Linked DNA regions of Homo sapiens: region 2 is linked to region 1. A link is a loop called in an ENCODE intact Hi-C map of the cell type or tissue named here. Cell type or tissue: mammary epithelial cell. All regions are shown on one strand. Each heading gives the region's core, and the rest is flanking DNA. Links, peaks and the distances in the headings are about the cores only. Region 1 overlaps APBB2 (amyloid beta precursor protein binding family B member 2). Region 2 overlaps APBB2 (amyloid beta precursor protein binding family B member 2).

The links. Hi-C counts contacts between places; a loop is a spot of excess contacts. Peaks named below come from ENCODE experiments on the same cell type or tissue, not always from the same donor. Only the 100,000 strongest peaks of a DNase experiment are listed, where the experiment ranks them.
Region 2: a loop joins it to region 1, with 4 times the contacts of the local background. A loop is called at or near these places in 8 of 110 quality-filtered maps.

Annotation. Positions count from the first base shown.
Region 1 is chr4:40,983,774-40,995,576 of GRCh38, reverse strand. All of the region lies in intron 6 of APBB2 (amyloid beta precursor protein binding family B member 2), which reads left to right. It also overlaps the pseudogene RNA5SP160. Among named protein-coding and RNA genes, the nearest start is that of APBB2, 220 kb to the left of the region's middle. RefSeq lists a silencer at 4,395-4,464. In mammary epithelial cell, for the core only: no CTCF peak of the experiment used is centred there; DNase peaks (open chromatin) are centred at 2,416 and 4,826; H3K27ac peaks cover 4,493 bases.
Region 2 is chr4:41,137,862-41,149,664 of GRCh38, reverse strand. APBB2 (amyloid beta precursor protein binding family B member 2) reads left to right here. Exons shown (of 18, transcript NM_004307.2): 2 at 6,523-6,678. Among named protein-coding and RNA genes, the nearest start is that of APBB2, 71 kb to the left of the region's middle. In mammary epithelial cell, for the core only: no CTCF peak of the experiment used is centred there; DNase peaks (open chromatin) are centred at 4,594, 6,174 and 7,574; H3K27ac peaks cover 4,739 bases.

The DNA.
Region 1 (11,803 bases), core at 1,293-9,292:
GTGAGTCTGTTTCAAAAAAAAAAAAAAATTTTTTTTTTTTAAACATTAGCCAGATATAGTGGCACATACCTGTGGTCCCAGCTACTCAGGATGCTAAGGCCAGAAGATCGCTTGACCCTGGCATTTGAAACTATGATGGTGCCACTACACTCCAGCCTGAGCAACAGAGCAAGACTCTGTCTCAAAAAAAAGATCCATTTCTGACGGATGGACTTATTAATCAACTTCTCGAGAAATACTAAAGCCAAAATAAGAAACACTGGAGCCAAAATAAGAATCTATTAATTTGTTATGAGAATTACCACTCTCCTAGGTGTTAGATTTCTTGGTACTGCATGTTCAGTGCACATTCTCAATGCCAGTGTATTATTTTCCAAATAGAAATAATTACTCAACTGCATAGGAAACCCAAGCATAAGCTTGTTTGCTTGGGGAACATGGTTTCAGCCAAAGGGGTGTTGGATGAATCAAATATTTAAATGGTCTCAGGCTGGGATAGTCTGAGGCGCGCTGTCCTTCTTTCCCTTGAGATGATGCTACTTGGGACCTAGAATCCTTGAAGTGCATTGCCTAAGAGTCCCTCTTCAGAGAAAAGGGAATGATTGCTTTTTTTTTTAAGGTACTTACATTTTTGATCAATACAATCTTTCTTAAGATACAGTAATATTTTCCTTCTTTATTTCTTTCCCTCCTTCCCTCCCTCCCTCCTTCTCTCTCTCCTTCCTTCCTTTTTCCTTTCTTCTTTTCTTTTCTTTTTTTTTTTTTCCGGAGTCTTGCTCTGTCGCCCCAGGCTGGAGTGTAGTGGCACAATCTTGACTCACTGCTACCTCCGCCTCCCAGGTTCAAGCGATTCTCCTCCCTCAGCTTCCCGAGTAGCTGGGACTATAGGCATGTGCCACCACGCCTGGCTAATATTTTGTATTTTTAGTAGAGATGGGGTTTCACCATGTTAGCCAGGATGGTGTCAATCTCTTGACCTCATGATCCTGCCCACCTCACCCTCCCAAAGTGCTGGGATTACAGGCATGAGTCACTGCACCCGGCCCAAGATACAGTAATATTTTCTACTGAGTTAAAGATAAGTCATACTATGTTTGGGAGACATCTTATCTCACTCTTACTCCATTTCTTGGTTTTGATCCATTGACTGATTCAACTATCATACTTTAACTTCAAGAGCAATCTTATTTTCTTCATTTGCAAGTCTTGGAGAAAATCTCGTTGCAGCTAGTAAGTTTGGCCTGTAGTCTGTCTGCATCAGAACTCCTAGGTGTTTCTTTTTTTTTTTTTTGAGATGAGTCTTGCTCTGTTGCCCAGGCTGGAGTGCAGTGGCGCGATCTCGGCTCACTGCAAGCTCCACCTCCCAGGTTCACGCCATTCTCCTTCCTCAGCCTCCCGAGTAGCTGGGACTACAGGCGCCCGCTACCGTGCCCGGCTAATTTTTTGTAATTTTTAGTAGAGACGGGGCTTCACCATTCACAGGATGGTCTTGATCTTCTGACCTTGTGATCTGCCTGCCTTGGCCTCCCAAAGTGCTGGGATTACAGGTGTGAGCTACCGCGCCCAGCCTCTCCTAGGTGTTTCTTTAAATGTAGATACCTGGGCCCTACCTGTGCCTTACAGACTCAGACGCAGGTAGTGGGTCTCAGGAACCTGCATTTTAACTTCCTCCTCTATGCATCATTTGAGAAGCATGGCTCAGATTCTGACACAGGAACTGCTTTAGTTAGGGCCTTCTGTTGTGTTTGAAGTGCTGTGTTCCTATTATAATGGATACTGATCTGGCTAACATTTAACAAGAATCACAGCCTTAATGAAAAACGTGGAAAACATTTATTTTCTTTTAAAAAATAATATTTTCTTTTGTTTTTGATAGAATCAAGTAGAAGTGGCCAGGCATGATGGCTTATGCTGTAATCCCAGCACTTTGGGAGGTTGAGGCAGGAGGATTGCTTGAGGCCAGGAGTTTGAGACCAGCCTGGGCAACATAATGAGACTTCATCTCTATAAAAAATAAACAAAAAATTAGCTGGGTATGATGGCACGTGCCTGTAGTCCCAGCTACTCAGGAAGCTGAGGTGGGAGGATCTCCTTGAGCCCCGGAGGTCAAGGCTGCAGTGAGCCAAGATCACACCACTGCACTTCAGCCTGGGAGACAAAGGGTAACCCTGTCTCAAAAAACATTTTTGTTAAAAAAAAAAAAAAAAAAAAAAAAGAGAGAAGAGTTCTTAATTGCTCCTGTGCTCCAGAAATTAAACTACTGGAAATCTCTTCTCTTGTTCTTGTCCCTAAAATGGAATTTGTGCCATAAGCTTTACTGCACTATGAACACTGAATATTTAAATCCCAGCTGTGCTATTACTAAATGGATGATTGTGGCTGAGTCACTTAACACCATACGTTTCCTCCTCTGTCAAATAGGGTTAATAATAGTCTCTGCCTTGTGGGGTGGTTGTGATGATTAACTGAAACAAGACATGTGGGGCACAGAACGTAGTGATTGCCATGTAGTAAGGGCTCAGCAAAAATTGGATTTTATAAATATTCTGGTATGGAAAATTAATTCTCCCACTGAAGGAAAAGCACAGAGAGAGAGTAAAAGAGGGACTACGATTGTGTACACAAACAGAAAATAACTTCAGATAAGCAGCAGAGTAGACTAGAACAAGTAGGCAGGAAGACAGTGTTTCACAACGTAGAGATCCTGCACATGGCAGGCCGGCCTATCTCCATCCGGCCCTGTGGTTTGGCTTGTTCGTCATTGCCCATGAGCCTCGGTCTTACTTGAAGGGGTGAGGAAGGTGATGGGTCCTGAGGGTGGTGCAGCTCCCTGGCCTGGACATCGGGGGTCGGTCTTCTGCTCGTGATACTCCTGCTCGCTGGCTTCATACTTCCCGCGTTACTTCCAGGGGTTACCAGCGTTTCCATCCAGTCATTTCACACACCTCATTGAACAATTTTCCAAGTGTTGGTTTGCTCTCTTCCTTACTACATATTAATGAGGTGTCCAAGACTGCTGTTCAGCACGTATCTAAAATGTTGTTTAACTACATCAGAAGGTAAATCTATAGCTGCTGAAGCGAACTAAAAAGCTGTGTCAATCTGGTGCAGTGGCTCACACCTGTAATCCCAGTGCTTTGGGAGGCTGAGGTGGGAGGATAGTTTGAGGCTAGGAGTTTGAGACCAGCATGGGCAACATAGAAAGACCCCCCCCCATCTCTACCAAAAATAAATAAATAAATAAAATTAGCTAAGTGTAGTGCCGTGCACCTTTAGTACCAGCTACTCGGGAGGCTGAGGCAGAGGATGTCACTTGGGCCCAGGTGGTCAAGGCTATAATTATGCCACTGGCTTCCAGCTTGTGCAACAGAGTGAGACCCTGTCTCTTAAAAACAAGCAACAAACAAAAAAGGCAGCTGCATTGATAATCAGTCAGGTAAAGCATCGTCATTTTCACTTTCAAAAAGTTGTTCTGAGTATTAAGTGTTAGCAAAGATGCTTTTCTCTCTGTAGTATTTTTAGCCTTAACAGTTTTCACTCTTAATTTCAGTGTGAGTGTGGTGTGTGTGGTGTCTGTGCGTGAGTGTGAGAGAGAGAGATGGGGAGGAGGAGGGAGAGTGAGAGCAGTGTTCTGATTGTAGAACACCCTCACAGGTAGAATTGTTATAACTTTCTAATTGCAGACCACTCTCATAGAAGATTCTTAAGGAAACCTCAGCCCACCTTCTGAAGGGATGAGACGAGTAGCATCTTCAAGTGAAATGCCCTCTGGGGTCTGAAGGTTCTAAAAAAAATCCTAGAAAACCAAGGAAGATGGTGAATTATGGAAGAACTACCCAGATGATTTTCAAAGCTGTAAATTAACAAGTGTGTCTGTTTTAGGAGGAGGGGGTGAAAAGTCTAGGGTGTGTGTGTGTGTTTTTCTTTCTTCTTTTCTCTGTTCACTTGCCAAAAACAAACAAAAATGACCTCACTTCAGACACAGGGATAAAAGCAGGAGGAAATTGCTATAGTTAGAACACTATAGGTTTTTTTTCCCCCTGTACTTTTTGGATACATATTTTTAAAAAAATAAATAGGATCACTTACTCTGGCCTAGCACAATTTCATCTAAAGTGTTTTGAAAGTTATAGTCTTAATTTTAGGGACAGAATAGGTTATCGTAAGGGGTGTGAGGGTTTTTAAATGCAAGGCATTTTCCAGGGGACTTTTAAAAATCAATACCAGGAAGCAAAATAAAAAATTTAAAAATCAAAACCCAGCAAGGCACGGTGGCTCACACCTGTAATCCTAGCACTTTGGGAGGCCAAGGCAGGCAGATTTCTTGAGCCCAGGAGTTCGAGACCAGCCTGGGCAAAATGGTGAGATCTCATTTCTACAAAAAAAAAAAAAAAAAAAAAAGCAAAACACACACACACACAACAAAATTAGCCATGCGTAGTGGCACACATCTGTAGTTCCAGCTACTCAGGAGGCTGAGACGAAAGTTGCAGTGAGCCAAGATTGCACCACTGCCCTGCAACCTGGGCAACAGAGTGAAACCTTGCCTCCAAAAAAAAAAAAAATGAAACTCAGTCCAAAATGACCAGAAATCTATGTAGTTAGCAGAGTAAATCTTACCCCTCCCTGCCCCCAACCCCCATTCAGGGTTTCCTTCCTTTCTTTTTCCTCCATTTGCCTCCATAGAGCATATCAACCCAATTTACACCTTCATGAGCTGTAACCTAGAGTCTTTGCTCTGCTTGGCAGAAGAGGAAGAGAAGATGCCACATACAGTTTGGAGTAGGATGATGACACAGTTTTTAAAATGATGGATGCAGTTTGGTATGAAATGAATCACTGTTTAATCTGTGTTACTTTGCTCATATGGACACACTTGGACTCAGCACCCACTTCCTGTGCAATGGCATATTTGGTCTGGGTTACGTTGGGGTGAAGCATTTCCCCCATGAGCTTGCCACAACTCCATCAAGAAGCCTTCTGGAAGTGCGAAAGGTTTGGAATGGTAGGCTGTGGAAATCCTGAGCTGTTTGCTGAGTTTCTCCCTGCCTTCCTCCCTTTCTCCTTTCTTGTGTGTGTGAAAAGCGGTTATGGCACAGTGTCTTTCATGAGAAATGATTGGCTTGGGATGAATCTCACCACTCCTTTCTGGCACTTTTGCAAAAAAGAACACTTTTTTTCACGGTAGACACCGGATACAACTGGAATATTCTTCTGATGTCCAACAACAGCTGGAGAGAGAAAGAGAGAGAGAGACAAGAGGGGAGGGGAGAAAGAGAGAGGGAGAGAGAAGAAAGAGAGAAAGCCTATAGCACCTGGTATTCTCATGGTGGTCTCCCATCCAAGTTCTAACTAGACCTGACCCTGCTTAGCTTCCCACATCAGATGAGATCTGGCAAGTTCAGGGTTTTATGGCCATAGACCCCTTCCACTTTAAAGCTGAGTAATTAATATTCCACTGTCTGTATATACCACGTTTTGCTTATTCAGTCATCTATGGATGGACACTTGGGTGGTTTCCACATTGTATCACTCCCGCTTTTGAGAACCCTTGTGGAGCAGCAACCCAGGTATCATTTAATAAAAGGCTCCTCTCTATAAGTTTTAGCGTTTTATATGTACTCTTTAGTTTTCTTCTTTTCTTTCCCAGTTGAGCAGACAGTTTATTGAAGATCTCTTTGAGGCCCAGAGTTGCTTTTCCTGAATACCCAGTGATTGTTATCTTGCTGCCATTGGATTAGGAAGTCTGGTTTGCAATATTTAATCTATGAATATGTTGTCTGCGACACTGCCCCTAAACAAACACATTCCCCTTCCGACGAGGCTCGGATGACACAGAGATCAGCTTAAAGCTTGGGACAGCGAGACCTGGACTCAGTAGGGGGCTGTATCAGTCTGTGCAGTGCATGCACCTCTGCACATCATGATAAATTGTTTATTGGAGTACAGTAGAGAATAAATAACCAAACAAGCAAATTAACAAAGCAAATAGGTAGCTAGTTTGGAAAACTGGCCACATCTGGGATGGATTTGGGAAAAAAAAAATGTAGTTTCTCCTTCTACTCAAGGGAAATTAAAAACTCTTGCATTTTATTGATTTCCTCTAAGCTCATCTGCACATTGTTTTTACAAAAGCTAAGTGGTGACATAAAGCCCATAATTTTGGGAGGCATAGATTTTTAGATGCAGAGATTTTGGTTTTGCTCCCAGGAAATGAACGTTTTCTGCAGAGGAGGCATCTACCTCTGGAAGCCATTTCTCATGTTCAATCTAGTGTGATCAGTGACCAGTTGAGGGGGAAAACGATTCTCTCTGAGCTTTGCTTGGCTTTTCCTTTTGCCACCAAGCCACTGAAAAGTATAGGAAGAGGCAAGGCATTGCAACATGGGATAGCTGCCTCCTATACGAGACTGTTAATACTGTGTATCAGTAAGTGAGGTGGAAGAGGGAGTTAGGTTATCAGTTTGTTTCTCACCCACTTTATGAACATTGCAAATTCTAGAAAAAAAGTACTCTGGGGCCAGGCGCAGTGGCTCACACCTGTAATCCTCACTCTTGGGAGACCAAGGCGGGTGGATCACGTGAAGTCAGGAGTTCAAGACCAGCCTGGCCAACATGGTGAAACCCTCGTCTCTACTAAAAAATTATCTGAGTGCGGTGGTGCATACCAGTAATCCCAGCTACTTGGGAGGCTGAGGCAGGAGAATTGCTTGAACCCGGGAAGCGGAGGCTGCAGTGAGCCAAGATCATGCCACTGCACTCCAGCCTGGGTGACAGAGTGAGTGAGACTCTGTCTCAAAAAAAAAAAAGACTTTGGATTGCAAATGAAAACTCATTATTTATTTATCATTCGTCACAGTAATATTAATTATATTTATACCGCATAGTAGCCCCTGGCTTTTTTTTTTTTTTGAGACAGTCTTTTTTTTTTTTTTTTTTGAGACGGAGTCTCGCTCTGTCGCCCAGGCTGGAGTGCAGTGGCACGATCTTGGCTCACTTCAATCTCCGCCTCCTGGGTTCAAGTGATTCTCCTGCCTCAGCCTCCCGAGTAGCTGGGATTACAGGCACCCACCACCATGCCTGGCTAATTTTTTTGTATTTTTAGTAAAGACAAGGTTTCACCATTTTGGCCAGACTGGTCTCGAACTCCTGACCTTAGGTGATCCGCCTGCCTCCACCTCCCAAAGTGCTGGGATTACAGGGCATGAGCCACCATTCCTGGCCTAGCCCCTGGCATTTTAAAACAAAACAGTGGGTTGTTGGGAAGTAGTAAACTTTAATTAACTTGAATTCAAGTACATATGCATCAAAATAAAGACTTCCAGCACAAGTGCAATGGGAATAACACATTTGGGTTAAGTCTGGATCTGGTGCTGTTGGGATTGTGTGTGGCTTTGATATGACTTTGGAATTCTTGTGACAGAATTGGCTTTGAGTTATCCTTGGGGCATAGTCACTTAGTCATGGTGACCATTTGTTTCTCACCATATGAACAGTCTGATCATTTCCATTATCTCATTTAGTTCACAAAATAATCCTGCTTGTAATTATTCGTATATTTCAGACAAGGACAGCGAGGTTTTGAGAGATCAATTTTATCTGGTGAACACTAATGTTTGAATATAAAAATCTCATTTTAATATGGTGGAAGACCATGAAATCTTAGCATTCGAGGGACCTTAACTTTTATTTACCCTTCTCTCCTTTCTAATTCCCTTCTGCTCCATTCTAGAGAGGTGACCATTCAACACATGCTTAGGATGAATCTGCTAGATTCTTAGAGAGAGGCTTAATAGCTCACAGAATCATTTATAGTTTAAAAGAGTTCTAGAAACAGGGCACTCACAAACATGATGGTACATATCTACTTACCGAAGCTCTTCTGCCTTTTCCATTTTGTGGCCATCAACCAGAACCCTCATGAGAATTCTCACGTCCTAGTTCGGAGAGTTAGACACACAGAGACTGTGTGCAGTCCTTCATTTTGCAGAAAAGATGACTATCTAATTTTAAATACATTTCAAAGAGTTAGCCATTGGATTGAAAGGTCAAATCTAAAAAAAAATGAAATATGAAATAGACCATCTTATCCTTTAGGCACAAATCAATACTTAAAGAGAACGAGGCACATTAAAATGAAGAATAGGTTCAGTATAATTTGTAATCAAACCGTCAAACCTTCCCGCTGATGATTGTGTAACTTTACATTTTAAAAATTGCTAAACTGAGAAAGAAAACAACTTCTGCCAAATGCTGAAGTATGTTTTGTGCCTGTTAAGTTTTAAATAAATCTTTTAAACTTTGGCAGGAAATCAGATATCTGAGTAATAAAAGAAATTTATTATTATTTTGATGATATGCTTAGTATCATATTGTTTAACTTTGAACCCTTTCTTTTAAAGTGAGTAAAATGGCAAGCTGTGGAAAAGAGTTAAAATTTTTACCTACTACTTCTCTTAAGGATAATAGTAATTTCTTAAGAGACACTAATTTAATTTTCCTCCTATACTGTGCAAAAAGAAATGTCCTGGTCCTTTTAACTGATATGATTTTTGGCTTTGCTTTAAATTATTGATTACATTTTAAAAGGGGAGGGACTTTCTGATGAGAATAGCACTCTCTTTAATAGCCTTTCACAAAATCAATTTCCCCCATTCCTGTCGTACTCCTTTGCCGTATTGACGGTTAAGAACCTTGGAAAGAATCTTTGTTTCCTAAATTTATCTTAATAATTTTTCATTATTTTACACCTGCATGTTTATTCAAGCAATTTGAAATAAAGATCTTTTTGAATGATTTCTTCAGTGCTTTCACGAGGGCTGTGTAAGGGACTTTGCTATTTAGGTGGCACTCATGAGTGATGGATTAATGCAGTAGATTCCAGGACCAGATGTCCCTGTTTCTAGATCTCAGCTCTTGAATGGAGTAAGTCAGATCCTGCATCAGTGTCTTTCAAACTGGAGGCAGTTCAGTATGAACACATTTTTCCTAGTGGCCTCGTTCCCAGCTCATCCAGACAAGGAAGCATTGATACCATTTGCACGTGGAACTTCAGCAATGTAATGTCCAGGCAAATGAGTATGTGTGCATTATGTGTACTCTCCCACACAAAATCTGATTCTACTTGGGCTAATTCACTAAATTCTTGTTTACACATGAAGCTGTTTATTTTGCTTTGAATGGGAAGCTGTTTTGGAGTCATGTGAAGAAGGATAGAAAACTACTGAGAAATGTAGCTCAAAAACCTGGAGGATGCTGGTAGCAGATGAGTTGGGAGTGGATTGCATGGTGACAACCAGAGAGCGTAAGTAGTCTCTTATTACGTACAGTATTTCATTGGTTATATCTTGCTTCTGGATTGTTTTGGAATTTTTTTAGCCTTACTATTTTATTAGACTGGCAGGGGAATCATAAATGGAGGAAATAAATAATTTTGAGTTGATGGAGTAGCTTGAGAAGATTGTCTCAAATTCAAGTTTTTGGCTTTCTTGTGTGGTCAGGTATTGAAGTTTGAAAATTGTGATCTGTGGAGCTTAAAGGTTTTTCAAATAGAACTAGGAGCCCTTACAAAACTTCTCTTTTGTTATTTATGTGTCACTTATTTCTTCTCTGGGACAACCTATTACCGGAGTTGAAAAAGTCTGTACTTAAGATAATTTGGATCAGCAAGCTTATTATCAGTGATGTTTTTCTTGCCCAATTTGACCTATATCTAGAAATGCTTTGCTCAACTTTCTAGAAATTACTGATACTCATCTTTTTCCCCAGCTTTGTTCTAACTCAAATTTGGATAATTTTGTGTCATTATCTTTCTGTTGTTTTAATACTTAGAGAGTTGGTGTGGTGAAATTGCAACAGAATAAAAAAATACTATTTTAATTTCAGTGTTTCTGGTAAGAAATCTGCCTTTACTAATGACTGAAATGGACCTGGTTTTTGTTTTCCCCTTTATTACAGTTTGTGGATTAGTCGGTGTATTGAACATGAAATTCAATATAACTAAAGTGGGTTTTAAAAGATAATGAAATCAATACTAACGTGAAAAGACTTGTCTTCATCAGAGCCACCCCACAATTGGCCCTGTGCTCTCTGTTGCTGCATACTTAGGTCCTACAGTTCTTCATGTAACCGCCTGAAAAGCTCTACTTTTCTACTAAGAATAAATAATCCTGCTGAAATGGACCATAGGTAACTCAATTAAACATAGCTTCCTACCACTGGGTTGTTTAATTATTTTTCAATAATTAAATAGATAGATTGAAATTTTATTAATTTATTAACTGCATTTTTTTTTAAGAAAAGACATACTCATTGAAGACAAAGTTAGGAAACATAGATAAACGTAAAATTTAAAGTCATCTGGGGCTGGACACAGTGGCTCACGCCTGTAATCCCAACACGTTGGAGGCTGAGGCAAGAGGATCATGTGAACCCAGAAGTCTGAGACCAGCCTGGGCAATATGGTGAAACCCCATCTCTACAAAAAAAAAAATTAGCTGGGTGTGGTGGTGCCTTGTAGTTCTAACTACTTGAGAGGTTGAGATGAGAGAATCACTTGAGCCACGAGGTTGAGGCTGCAGTGAGCCATGATCACACCACTGCACTACAGCCTGGGCAAGAGAGTGAGACCCTGTCTCAAAAAAAAAATCATCTGTAACTACAACAGAGATCAAAACTGTTATGTAAATGCTAAATACGGTGTTCACCAAGAGGGTGTGATTTAAAAAAATATCTAGTACCACGTATTTTTAAAATTAATTTCATGTACTCCCCACAACATGAGAACTGGGGTATGTCAGCCTCTTTATGCAAACTATTCTTTACCAAAAAATAAATAAATAAATAAGAATAAGCAATGCACTGAATTCCCAGCTTTGTCTGGGCAGTTTTTCTTTGCCCCTTTGCTACTTGTTAGCTGTTACTCCACTCCTTGAGGGTTCCAGGGGCCTAGATAGCTCTAGAAGAACGCTTATCACTCCATGGTGAACCAGAAAACCATTTCTGGCCTGTATTCTTTTCACAGAATAAAATGTTCTTGAGTGGGAGTGTCAGGGAATTTGGCCTCCCTGACCTCCCTGACCCCCCACCCTTCCTTTCTTTGGTGGAGGAGTTCCTTTGGCCAGGGACCACTTAACTTCTTTCAAAATCCCAAAATTGTTGCTTATTTTCCATGATCAACTTCTGTTTTTCTCAGAAATTAAGTCCTTTAAGTTCCCTGAAAGGTAGAAGGAAGACTCTGAACTCACTCAAAAGGTAACCGACTCTGGGCTCAGTCACATGAACTTTTGTAAGACACACAAATGTTAACGATCCAGACACTGGCCAGCTTCCCAGGAGTGCAGCTCCTGGCATTTCATCCATGACAACCATTGCCCTGCTTCTACTGAGAAAGGGTTTCTGTGTCTGTGTCGTACAGTATGTATACTGATGAGCCCTCAGCTTCCAAACCTCATCCGGCCATCCCTTGCACAGGTAGTTGTGCACTGCTGCTTTCTTTTGCTTCTAAAGATCAAAACCAAGTTTTGCATAGTCTGAGGATTAGTCCACCCCCAGCACTTTAACCAGATGGTTGCTGACGATGGATTCTCTTTGGATCATTTAATTAACCATTGAACTCACTAGCAGTTTTGCAATTACAAATTTTTTTCCCTTACAAGAAACCTCATGATTCAGGGATCAAAAACACCATAGTTTAAAAAAAGTTAGGCACAATGGCTCACGCCTGTATCCCCAGCACTTTGGGAGGCCGAGGCGGGAGGAACACTTGAGTTCAGGATTTCGAGACCAGCTTGGCCGACGTGTG
Region 2 (11,803 bases), core at 2,249-10,248, 150 kb before region 1:
CAGGTTTGGGAACCCTTGCTCTGGAGTTGAGTAACATCTTGGTCACTTTTACCCAGATATTCATTCTTTTTATGCAGTATTTTGAACATTGGCTTTTAGTGTTGTTGAGTGCATGGATTTTCAGATTATTAGAGATTAATGTGTAGATCTTAACGCCTGTGCCTTCCCTTCTCCTTCTTTCTCCCCCCTTTCCTCAGCCCTTTCCCCTGCATCCCATATTGAATTTTTTGTACAGCAGGGCTGACATGTCCTGCATAGCTTAGTTCTCAGGACTTTTAATTAAATAAAAATTTTTTTTAAAAAAGAAACTTTGCTAAGACAGACTTTTGGCATGTTAAAGTTGAACTTGAGTTTAGTTTCTAAAATAATTTAATTTTTTTTTAATCTTTAAAATAATGACTACAGGAAATACTTCTAAAATAATTGATATTCCCCGTGGTAAAACTGGGGTTATTACTGGATGAATTTCAGCATGTGTTCTTTTTTCCTGGGGTGAAAAAAAAGTGTTGGGGAGTGTTCCATTGTATGCCAAAACACATAAATTGTAATCCCTCAAACCTCAGAGCGCCCTTCATATGGTGGTAGTTATTTGGTATATTGTAAAATGTGGCCTGGAGATTAAAATAAGAAATAAAATATTTTACTATATACGGATCAGTTAGAATATTCCTTTTAACACTTTTGCATGGATACTTTGGTTAAAATAAATCATTGTATTGAAGCAGACGTAGCATTGCTGCTCGTTTCTATTTCCTATATGTATTTTATATTTCCTACAGATGAAGAATGACCAAAATGTCAGCCCCATTAAAGCAGAAATTTTTTTTTAGTGCCAGTCTCCATCACCTAGAATGGTACCTGATACATAGTGATTGCTCGCTAAAAAAATGTACTAAATGAATGAGCTAACAAGCAACCAAAATTAAAAATGACACTATCACTTTTCACTGATAAACTTCCTTCCAGAAGTATTGGGAACGTCACAATACCTGGTGTTTGTCTGGAATTCCGATTAGGTGCCGCCTGCATGTTCCTTTAGCCCCCTGAGCCTTCCCACAGATCACAGCTTCCCTTAGAGTCAGTCCGTGCAGAAAGAGCTGTGTCTTAGTGTTCATGGTTGTATTGGTAATGCCACATCTAGCAGCATAGTGGTTTCTTAGTAAATATTTGTTGGATGAATATAGTGCTTTATAGTTTCAATAATGCTTTCATATTCAGTTTGAATGGTTGACAGCTCCATGAAGTTGGCTAATAGTATCATCCTAGTTTTATAGATGATGGAACAGAGGTTAAAGAGGCTGTTAGTTATCCTTGGGTCATAAGTAGCAGACCTGGAACCACAACCTCTAAATCTGTTAATTTCTTCATCCCTTGTTTCAGAACAGCTTTAAAAACATTAGTGAACCTATTAATTAATTAATATTCGCCTTCCCCTAGTTGAAATCCTACAGGGAAAGTTATTACATGAACCCTTTTCCAAACTGCCCTAAGGTTATCAGTCACAGACTTTGTTGGATGCCAGTTTCGGTTTTCATAGTAGTTCTTTTTTGGTTACCTGTGATAGATTCTTTTTGAAAGAAAATTTTTTTTTAACGAACCCTCATTCTTTCAAACAATTTATATTCTTCTTTCCCAGACATTTTAACCTGTAAATTTATCAATACTGTAAATCTAATTTTTATAATAAAAATATTCCAATACTTTTTTTTAAGTAAGTTAATGCAGTAAATCAATGGTTCCCAAAATTAAACAAATTTTCACAGCCCTAGAGGAGTGGGCTCCAGTGTGTTCCTTCTTGCCTTGTCTGCCTGGTCATTTTGACATAGAAATTTCAGCTGTGTTGAATTGGCTTGGTGGATATTTCTGGAATCAGGCTTGAAAAGGAGAGACCTTCCCTGTGACATTAGTAAAAACAAAAAAGTCTGAGTCATGTGGATCACCTGAGGTCAGGAGTTTGAGGCCAGCCTGGCCAACATGGTGAAACCTGTCTCTACTAAAACTACAAAATTAGCCAGGTGTGGTGGTGCGCGCCTGTAATCCCAGCTGCTTGGGTGGCTGAGGCAGGAGAATCGCTTGAACCCAGGAGGTGGAGGTTACAGTGAGCTGAGATTGTGCCACTGCACTCCAGCCTGGGAGACAAGAGGGAAACTCCTCATTTAAAAAAAAAAAAAAAAAAAAAAAAAGCTGGCCAAACATTGAAGATCCTCAAATGGTGGCAGTGTCTGGGTGCACATTTTGCCAGATCCATTCACGGAGGCCAAAGACCAACTGACATATGACCAAGGTTTTGAATAAAAAAGGATTTCACAATCTATGAATCAAATCCAGTTCTCATTTCTGTTTAGTCTTCTGTTGAGAAAAATAACTTGGTGACTTCAGTAAGCTTTAATCTACTTTGTGATTCTTGGGTTAGAGGTTATTTTATCAGACTGCTACATTTAAACTTACCCTCATTATCTTACAAATGACTTTAAGGTGTTACTGGAACAATACTCACCACAAAGCTATGATTTCATTGTGAAATACCAACAAGACCCTGATTCCGTTTGCCTGCTGCAGACATTAATGTTTACTGTTAGAACTGAGGCATCAAAGGGAATAAATAAACTGCTGACATTGTGTTGCCTTCAGGATCCGTCACGGGAATATATGGTAGGGGTTTGAGAAGTGGTTTTGGGTGGAGAAAAAGCATTTTCTTTTTTCACCCAGCGCCTGACTTCTCAGTTGAGGCGGGACAGAGCCATTGTGTTTGTTCGGGCTCTCGCAAAGCCAGATCACATCAGCCCGGGCCGCGGCTTTATGCGCAGCCTCACAGTTCATGCCTTTGTTGCCCTGATGCACAGTCGGGAAAGGATGACGAGAAGGGAGCTCAGTAAAGACCTTTCAGGGATTGTTTCTGAGTTTGTCATTGCCACCTGTCCTCCTCTCTCCCCTGGCTTTTCAGACTATTCCCATTTTGTGAGACTCCTGGGTTTCTGATTGGTGTGGCGTGGATACCATAGGTAGATGTAACACAAAAAGTGGAAGTAAACAATGTTTCAAAGAAATAATCTTGAAGAAGAGAGAAAAAAGCCTGCTCTTACTCCAAGGCTGTGTGGACATAAGCGATGAAGGATTAGGATTATTTTAATTATTAGTGACTGTATTGTTTTCTTTATTTCTTTTTTTTCTGAGACGGGGTCTTGTTCTCTTGCCCAGGCTGGAGTGCAGTGGTGAGACCTCAGCTCACTGCAGCCTCAACCGCCCAGGATCAAGCAATCCTCCCACTTCAGCCTTCTGAATAGCTGGACCACAGGCATGTGCCATCATGCCCGGGTTTTTTTTTTTTTTTTTTTTTTTTTGAGACAGTCTTACTCTGTTGCCCAGGCTGGAGTACAGTGCTGCTATCTTAGCTCACTGTAATCTCCTCCTCCTGGGTTCAAGTGATCCTCCTGCCTCAGCCACCTGAGTAGCTGGAATTAGAGGCGTGTGCCACCATGCCTTGCTAATTTATGTATTTTTAGAAGTGAAAGGGTTTTGGCATGTTGGCCAGGCTGGTCTTGAACTCCTGGCCTCAAGTTATCTGCCTGCTTCAGCCTCCCAGAGTGCTAGGATTACAGGCATGAGTCACCATGTTGGATAAATATTTAAAATTTTTTGTAGAGATAGGGTCTCACTATGTTGCCCAGGCTGGTCTCGAACTCCTGGGCTCAAGCAATCCACTTGTCTTGGCCTCCCAAAGTGCTAGGATTACAAGTATGAGTCACCGTGCCTGGCATCTCTTAATTTTTGAAACCACTAATGTCTTTCCCTTAAGACTTGGGTCATTTTGGAAGTAAGAGGCCAGACTTGATGCCTTCAGACATTTATTATTTCTAACACTGGTGCATGCATCTTTCCTGTCTCTCACAGGTGGCTTGGTGCAAGTGTAGTTTTATCTTGTTGAAAGCCTTTTGTTCTTCTTTGAACAGTGGGACTGTAGTGTTATCAACAGGGCCAGTGCTAGGACCAGAAAGCTTTCGGTGTGATAGGCAGTTTCTGTTCAGGACACCTGCTGCCCAAGCACAGTGCACTCATTGTTTCTTCAGTTGAACATGTTCTAGGCAGAGCTGTGTCTTTTTTAGCCTAGGATTGAGTCTTCACTTTTTCTCCTGCATGCGTTTCATTTTTGGTAGAATAAATTTCTGTCTTCTTCTTCTGGTTTTGCTGGTATGAATTTAATACCTGCACGTGATTTGTACAAAGTTTATTTCCAAGAGTTCATGCTGAAATGTCATAGTGGTGGAAAGAGCACTTGGTCAAAGTGGAGGCAAATGGTCTGGACTCTCATTCCTGCTTTGCTGGCTGTGTGGCTGAGGGAAAGACATTTTACCTCTCTGGGCACGGGCTTATTAGAGCAATGGGTTGCCAAGGCCCCAGTGTAAAGATTCCACCATTGTGTCTTGTGTTTTTCAGGATGCCAAGAGCATCAGAAATGAGTGTGCCAGGAGTCATTAAGGGCCCTGCTCCTGTGAGTAGGTAACACCAGGAGGCATTCTTTTATTTATTTAATTTATTTGTGTATTTGAAACAAGGTCTCACTCTGTCTCCCAGACTGGAGTATAGTGACGTGAACATGGCTCACTGCAGCCCCGACTTCCCAGGCTGTAGTGACCTTCCCACCTCAGCCTCCTAAATAGCTGGGCCCACAGGCATGTCCCAACATGCCCGGCTAATTTTTTAAATTTTTGTAGAGACAAGGCCTCTCTTTGTTGCCCAGGCTGGTCTTGAACGTCTGGGCTCAAGTGATCCTCTGGCCTTAGCCTCCCAAATTGCTGGGATTACAGGCCATAAGCCACCATGCCCAGCCCGTTCTTTTAACTTAGTGACAGTTTTATGGCATGGCCAGTGATAGAGAAATTTGGATGCGATAGGTGAGGGAGGGAAACAACTATGGTTCTCTGTCTGTGGCAAGTTTGCAGAGTAAAAAAGAATTTTTTATTTCTAGGAAAGTGTTGTTCATCACTGGAAGTGTTACTGGACACTTGGGTTTTGAACGTGTAAATTAAGAACTTCTGTGATCAGATAAATACTTCTTCATTTGTTAGCTCTGTTCAGATAAGAGGCAGACCGAAGATCAGGCTAATATAGCATAGATACCCCATTTCTGATTTGTATTCCTGCAGTCTTAAACCCCTTATTTAAAAATTCTCTTAAAATACATGTTAATTGTAGAAAATTTGGAAAATACTAGAAAGAAAATACAAATAGCTTTCCATTCCATAACCCAAAAGTGCTGTTGTTCATACTTAGGTGTCTTTAGATTATATGCACTCAGTTTGTAGAACAAAATTGGGATCATACCATACATATATAACTTGATATTTTGCTTTTTTTCTGCTGTTCCTTTCGAGATGATTTTTGGGACTGAGGTTTCAACTGAAGGTAGAGATTAATGTAATGTTATGCTTAGCACACTTGTGACGAGGACTGTTTTGATTTACAGAAATAGAACTGTGGACCCAGTATCTGAAAATAACATTTGTCCTGTCCCCTCTTGAATAGACTTTCAATATTTGGCATATACAGATGTCGTCATAACTGTTACTATAATTAACAAATGAAGACTTCTTAATCTATTAGCTCTTAATGTTCACTAATTGCTTTCATAAGATTCCCTCATTGAGTTTTCTGTGCCAGAATTGCTAGCTGCACCACCAGTGAGCATAAGTTATTTCCACACTGTTTTTCCTTAAGCCCTGATTCCTCTAGCTAAAGCATGGCAGCGCCTGTGGGCTAGGCCACATGTTTGGCAGCAGGATAGTTAAGGGATTCCTTTTGCCCAGTTATGTTATACGTTTGATAATATTTATGATTTACTTGTTGAATGTTGGTTTCATATATAATTTCCTCTATTAGGAAATGAAAGATTATTCGTTTCCCCTTTGGATTATGTAGCCTATAAAATTTTCTATTACACCATTCATATTGCAATGTAAATATATTCTAAATCCTGAACCGCATTAGAATTTTTTATAGCCCCCACTTATGTGTCTTTTTGTGGTGCCCTTTGAAGTCCTGTAATGTTTTATATTTGAGATTAAATCTGGGTTTCGCTTTACTTTTTAAAGCATATTGAGCAAGTTAATTTTCTGTTTCAGTTCCTAAGGGGAATGATTCCAGCCCTCTGTGTCCCAAGAATTCAGACTGAGCCCTGCCAGAACATTCCTGTGGTTTTCCACGGGGCAGATCAGTATGTTCATGAAATTTTAGTTGTAGCTTGTGTTTTCCATGGTTAATTAAAACATCTGGCTTTTCAGTTTCCCACAAACAGAGCATAATCACTAGGCCAAACCTTTTCAATAAATGATTAAATATTTCAATCCTCCCCTCAGAATAGCCCACACTTGTCTTTAGGATACCTTGTAAGCTGTTGCCTCTGTTTATAATGATTTTGAACGTTGGGAACATGTTTGAGGTTATCCTGCCAAATATGTGCCCTTGAGAGAGAGAAAGTTGATGACTTTGAGTCCTTATAATGGCTTCTGGCCTTTGCCCCCCCAGGTTGGAGTTGCTGTGGGTGAGCTGCTGTGGTCTGTAGCCAAGCATGCTGTGGTCGGATCTGCCCAGCCGTGGAACAGAAACATTTGCTGGATGGAAAATCCATAAAAGAAAGCTCCTGTGAAAAGCTGAGGCTGACAATAATTTAAGCAAAATCAGGTTAGTATAAGTAAGAGAGGCTGGATAAAGCGGATTGGGCCGGATAGGGAAAAGTTGTTTTGTTCCTTCCAGGCTCATTTTGGAGACCACCCCAAATGATTATTTTCAGTTATTTGTGAGAGTCCCAGCATGTGTAAATGGCAGATACATGCTGATAGCCTTTTGTGTATAGTGTAATGATGTCTTCCTTTCCTTCTCTTCCTTTTCCTCTCCTCTGTCCTATCCTCTTTCTCATCTTCCTCTCCTCTCTCAGAGAAGAGAGAAGGACGTTGGCACAAATATTGGAAGAAGCCACAACTGGAAGCCACCTATGCCAACTTCAATGGTCTTGGCTTTATTTTGGGGAGAAAGCGGCGTCCAGCCTCATGGAGTTGGATTTGTAGTTTCAAAGACTTGCACTCATTTGTGTTTTCGAACTTTGAAGGGTGGGGCATGGAGACCTGCCATTTCTGTTGGGATAATTCTGGCTGTGAGCCTCCAGTCTGCTTGGCCAGATTTTATATACTCTAATCTTTCCCCAAACAAAAGCCACCAACACATTTCATTTTCTGCAGTGTGTGCATTTGGCATTAAGATACTTATATACGACAGGGGAAGAGAATGTCCTGAAAAACATAGGTGTTTAAATAAATGCCAAATGCTCTCACTGTGGGCCAGGTGAATGAAACAGCATGGATAACCCCATATGAGGCAGTAAAGTGAAATAATTCATTTTGAAAACATATATTATACAGGGACAGACATTGCAGACCATTTCTGTTGGACATTCAGTGGGTAAGTCAGCTTTCTACATAAGCAGCTAATAAATACTCCCTAGAAAGTAGTGAGTCACAGTCTTTCAGAATCTGTGAAGTAGTGAATGTCTGTTGGCTTTGTCTGCCCAGCATCCTTTTCCTCCATCTTTTAATAAATCATCCAGATTTTTCCTGGACAATTGCCCTTGTTTCATTTTCACCCTATGTAGTTAGAGGAGGTGACCCTGCTGACTCAGTTATGGGCATGTAACATAAGCGTGGCCAGTGATATGGTTTGGCTGTGTCCCCACCCAAATCTCATCTTGAATTGTAACTCTCATAATTCCCACATGTCATGGGAGGATCCTGGTGGGAGGTGATTGAATTATGGGGGTGGGGTTTTCCTGTGCCGTTCTTGTGATAGGTAATGAGTCTTATGAGATCTGTTGGTTTTAAAAACAGGAGTTTCTCTGCGCAAGCTCTGTCTTTTTTTGCCTGCTGGCATCCATGCAAGACATGACTAGCTCCTCCTTGCCTTCCACCATGATTGTGAGGCTTCCCCAGCCACATGGAACTTAAGTCCATTAAACCTCTTTCTTTTGTAAACTGCCCAGTCTCAGGTACAGCATGAAAATGGACTAAAGGGTCACAACCATCTTTGGAGGGGCCATAGTATTCTTATTGCAACTATTGAAGAAGTTTTGCCTTCTGTGAGTTTGTTAAGCTGGAGCTGCTAGTGGCAGTTTTTCTATGACTTAGGGAAAACCTTACTGAAAATTAAGACAACACAGGATAAATCAAAGCAGGGAGATGGAGGAAAAGAGATTGGTGGGAAGGGAAGGGACACTCGTATGCATATGCACACATGCACACGCACACATGCGCGTGTGCACACAGACACACAGACACACACACACACAGACACACACACACACACAGACACACACATATTTTTGACCTGCAATTCAGCAGTGCCTAAACCCAGCATCTCCTGTTTCACTTTCTTGGCAACTTAGCTAGTTCATCTGAGTTAGGTGTCTGTCTCTTACATCCAAAACATCCCAATTGGTGGTACCTTCTAGGAGTGAGGTCTTAGTGTAAAATGACTGTGGCATAGTCCCTGTCTTTAGGGGCTCATGGTGTAGGGCAGCAGTCCCCAACCTGTTTGGTATGAGGGACTAGTTTTGTGGAAGACAGTTTTTCCAAACAGTGAGTGGGGTGGCAGGGATGGTTTCAGGATGATCTAAGCACGTTACATTTATTGTACACTTTATTTCTATTATTATTACTACATTGTGGTCTATAATGAAATAATTTTGCAACTCATTGTAATGTAGAATCAGTGGGAGCCCTGAGCTTGTGTTCCTGCAACTAGGTGGTCCCATCTGGGGATGATGGGAGACAGTGGCAGATCATGAGGCATTACATTCTCATAGGAAGCATGCAACCTAGATCCCTGGCACGTGCAGTTCACAATAGCATTTGCGTTCCTATGAGAATCTAATGCTGCCACTGATCTGTCAGGGGGCAGAGCCCAGGAGGTAACGTGAGCGATGGAGACCGGCTGTAAATACAAATGAAGCTGTGCTCATTAGCCCACTGCTCACCTCCTGCTATGCAGCCTGGTTCCTAACAGGCCACAGACTGGTACCAGGGGCCCCTGGTGTAGGGGATAGGCCAGATAAGTATTCACATGACTGACATGCAGTGTGACAATGTATCTCTAGAGGTAAGAACAAAGTTTTGTGGGAACAGAGATGGAATTAGGAATTCTGTTGGGTGGTAGACTAGCAGGGAGGGCGATTATTTAACAAGGTAGAAGAGGATTAAGTCTTAGGAACATTAAAAAACATTAAAAAGATTTAAAAAATAGATTTAATTCAATTACTTGCTTTTTGAGTCTAAAAGAAGGGAAGGCTTTCCAGAGCATATAGTTAAAGTAAATTGCAGATAATGAAGATAATTTCAGAGGTTAGTAATGGTAGAATCTTGTTTATTTACTCTGAATACAATTGTTTAAGGCCTAGCCAAATGAGAGGCTATCAGAAAGCTGTCTGGAGTTAGTTTTAACACGACAAGGTAACAGCTGCTGTTCTCACCAGAACCTCAGTCAGCTTTCTGTTTTAAGGAGAATTAAATGAATTTAAAGACTTATTTCCTCTTTTTAATGATAGAGTTTTCATTAATATTATATTTTGTAATTACACTGTTTTTTGGGGGAAATTTTGCAGCAAGTACAGAAAGTTTCCATGTGACTTCTACTGCCAGTTTCCTATATCATTAGTGTCTTGCATTAGTGTGGTATATTATAATTGATGAGCCAATATTGATACATTATCATTACTAAAATCTATAGTTTATATTAGGTTCACTCTTTGCGTTGTATGTTCTATGAGCTTTCATAAATATATAAGTTGTATTTCCATTACAGTATCATACAAAATAGTTTCACTGCCCTAAAAGAATTGCATGTTCTACCTGTTCATTTCTTCTTCCTGAACCCCTGGCCACTACTTATCTTTTGCCCCATAGTTCTACTTTTTCCACAGTGTCATATAGTTAGAATTATACAATAGATAGACTTTTCAGATTGGCTTTTTCACTTACCAATGTGCGTTTAAGTTTCCTCCATGTCTTTTCATGAATTGATAGTTCATTTTTTTTAAAGCACTGAATAATATTCCATTATATCGTTGTTCCACACTTTATCCATTCACCTATTGAAGGACATCTTGGTTGCTTCCAAGTTTTGGCAGTTACGAACAATACTGCTGGAAACATTAATTTGCAGGTTTTTATATAGATATGTGGATAAGTTTTTTACTCATTTGAGTTTCTCACCATTAAATATGATGTCAGTTTTAGGTTTTTTGTGAATGTTCTTTATCAAGTTGACAAATTTCCCCTCTATTTCTAGTTGCTGAGAGTTTTTATTATGAAATAGTGTTGGATTTTTGTTGGGTGCTTTTTTGCAACTATTGATATGGTCATGATTTTCTTCTTTAACTTATTCATAGGTTGGATGATACTGATACTTGAATGTTGAGCCAGCCTTTTGATAAGAGATTATGTTGACTTTCTAGTTCAATATTAAGAGCTCTTATGTTGACTTGCAGATCAATATTAAGAGCTCTGATACGTGAACATGGGACATGTTTCCATTTCTTTCAGTTTTCTTTAATATCTTTCAACAGTGTTATATTGCTTTCAGGGTACAAGTCTAATACTTCCATATCAAATTTATTCCTAAGTATTTTTCTCTTTTTGATGCCTTTATAAATTAAGAAAGTAATTATTTTCAAAGTATTTGTAGCTAGTGTATAGAAATGCAGTTGGTTTCTGTATAATGATCTTGTTTCCTGCAACCGTGTTGAACCTGTTTATCAGTACTGATAGTTTTTTATGTGTATGACTTTGCTAGTATTTTCTATATACCAGATTATGTCATCTGCAGATATAGTTTTATTTCATGTCCAATCTGGATGTTATTATTATTTATTTTTGCAGTGATTTGAAAACTTGAGTGTGATGTGAGAAATACAAAGTTATGTGCTTTGGAGTTTCTAGTGAAATCATTCTGTTATGTAGCTTTTTGATAAGGATAAAAGATGATAATTATGAAATTTATCTTCTCACAGTTGACTTAGTTATTCAGTCATTGAGCTTCTTAGTCACTCCTATATCTTCTTTGGAGAAATACCTGTTCAAATCCTTTGCCCATTTTTATATTGGGTTGTTTCTTTTGTATATAGTCTGATATAAGCTCTTTATTGGATATATGATTTGCACATATTTTCTTCTAGTCTCTGGCTTGTTTAATGGTGTCTTTCCCCCCAACAATGAAATACTGTAAATTTTAATCATTGATAAATTGCATCAATATGGGAAACTGTGTGTATGTATAAACTTATTTTCTTAACGGTGTTGTTTGGTGCTCAGAAGTTTTTAATTGTAACAAAATTCAGTTTATTCGTTTTTTCTTTCAAAGCTCATGATTTTGATGTTTCTAAAAACTCTTTGGCTGGCTAATCAAAGCTCATGAAAAGTTTCTGTGTTTCTTTCTAAAACTTAGTTTTTGTGTTTTTTTTAAATGCAGTCTCACTCTGTCACCAGGCTGGAGTGCAGTGACGTGATCTCGGCTCACAGCAACCGCTGTCTGCCAGGTTCAAGTGATTCTCCTGCCTCAGCCTCTCGAGTAACTGGAACTACAGGTGCCAGCCACCCACCTGGCTAATTTTTTGTATTTTTGATAGAGACGGGGTTTTACCGTGTTAGCTAGGATGGTCTTGATCTCCTGACCTCATGATCCACCTGCCTCAGTGCGCCCAGGCTCTTTCTAAAACTTTTGTTGCTTTACCCTTTACATTTTGGTGTTTAATTCATTTGGGGTC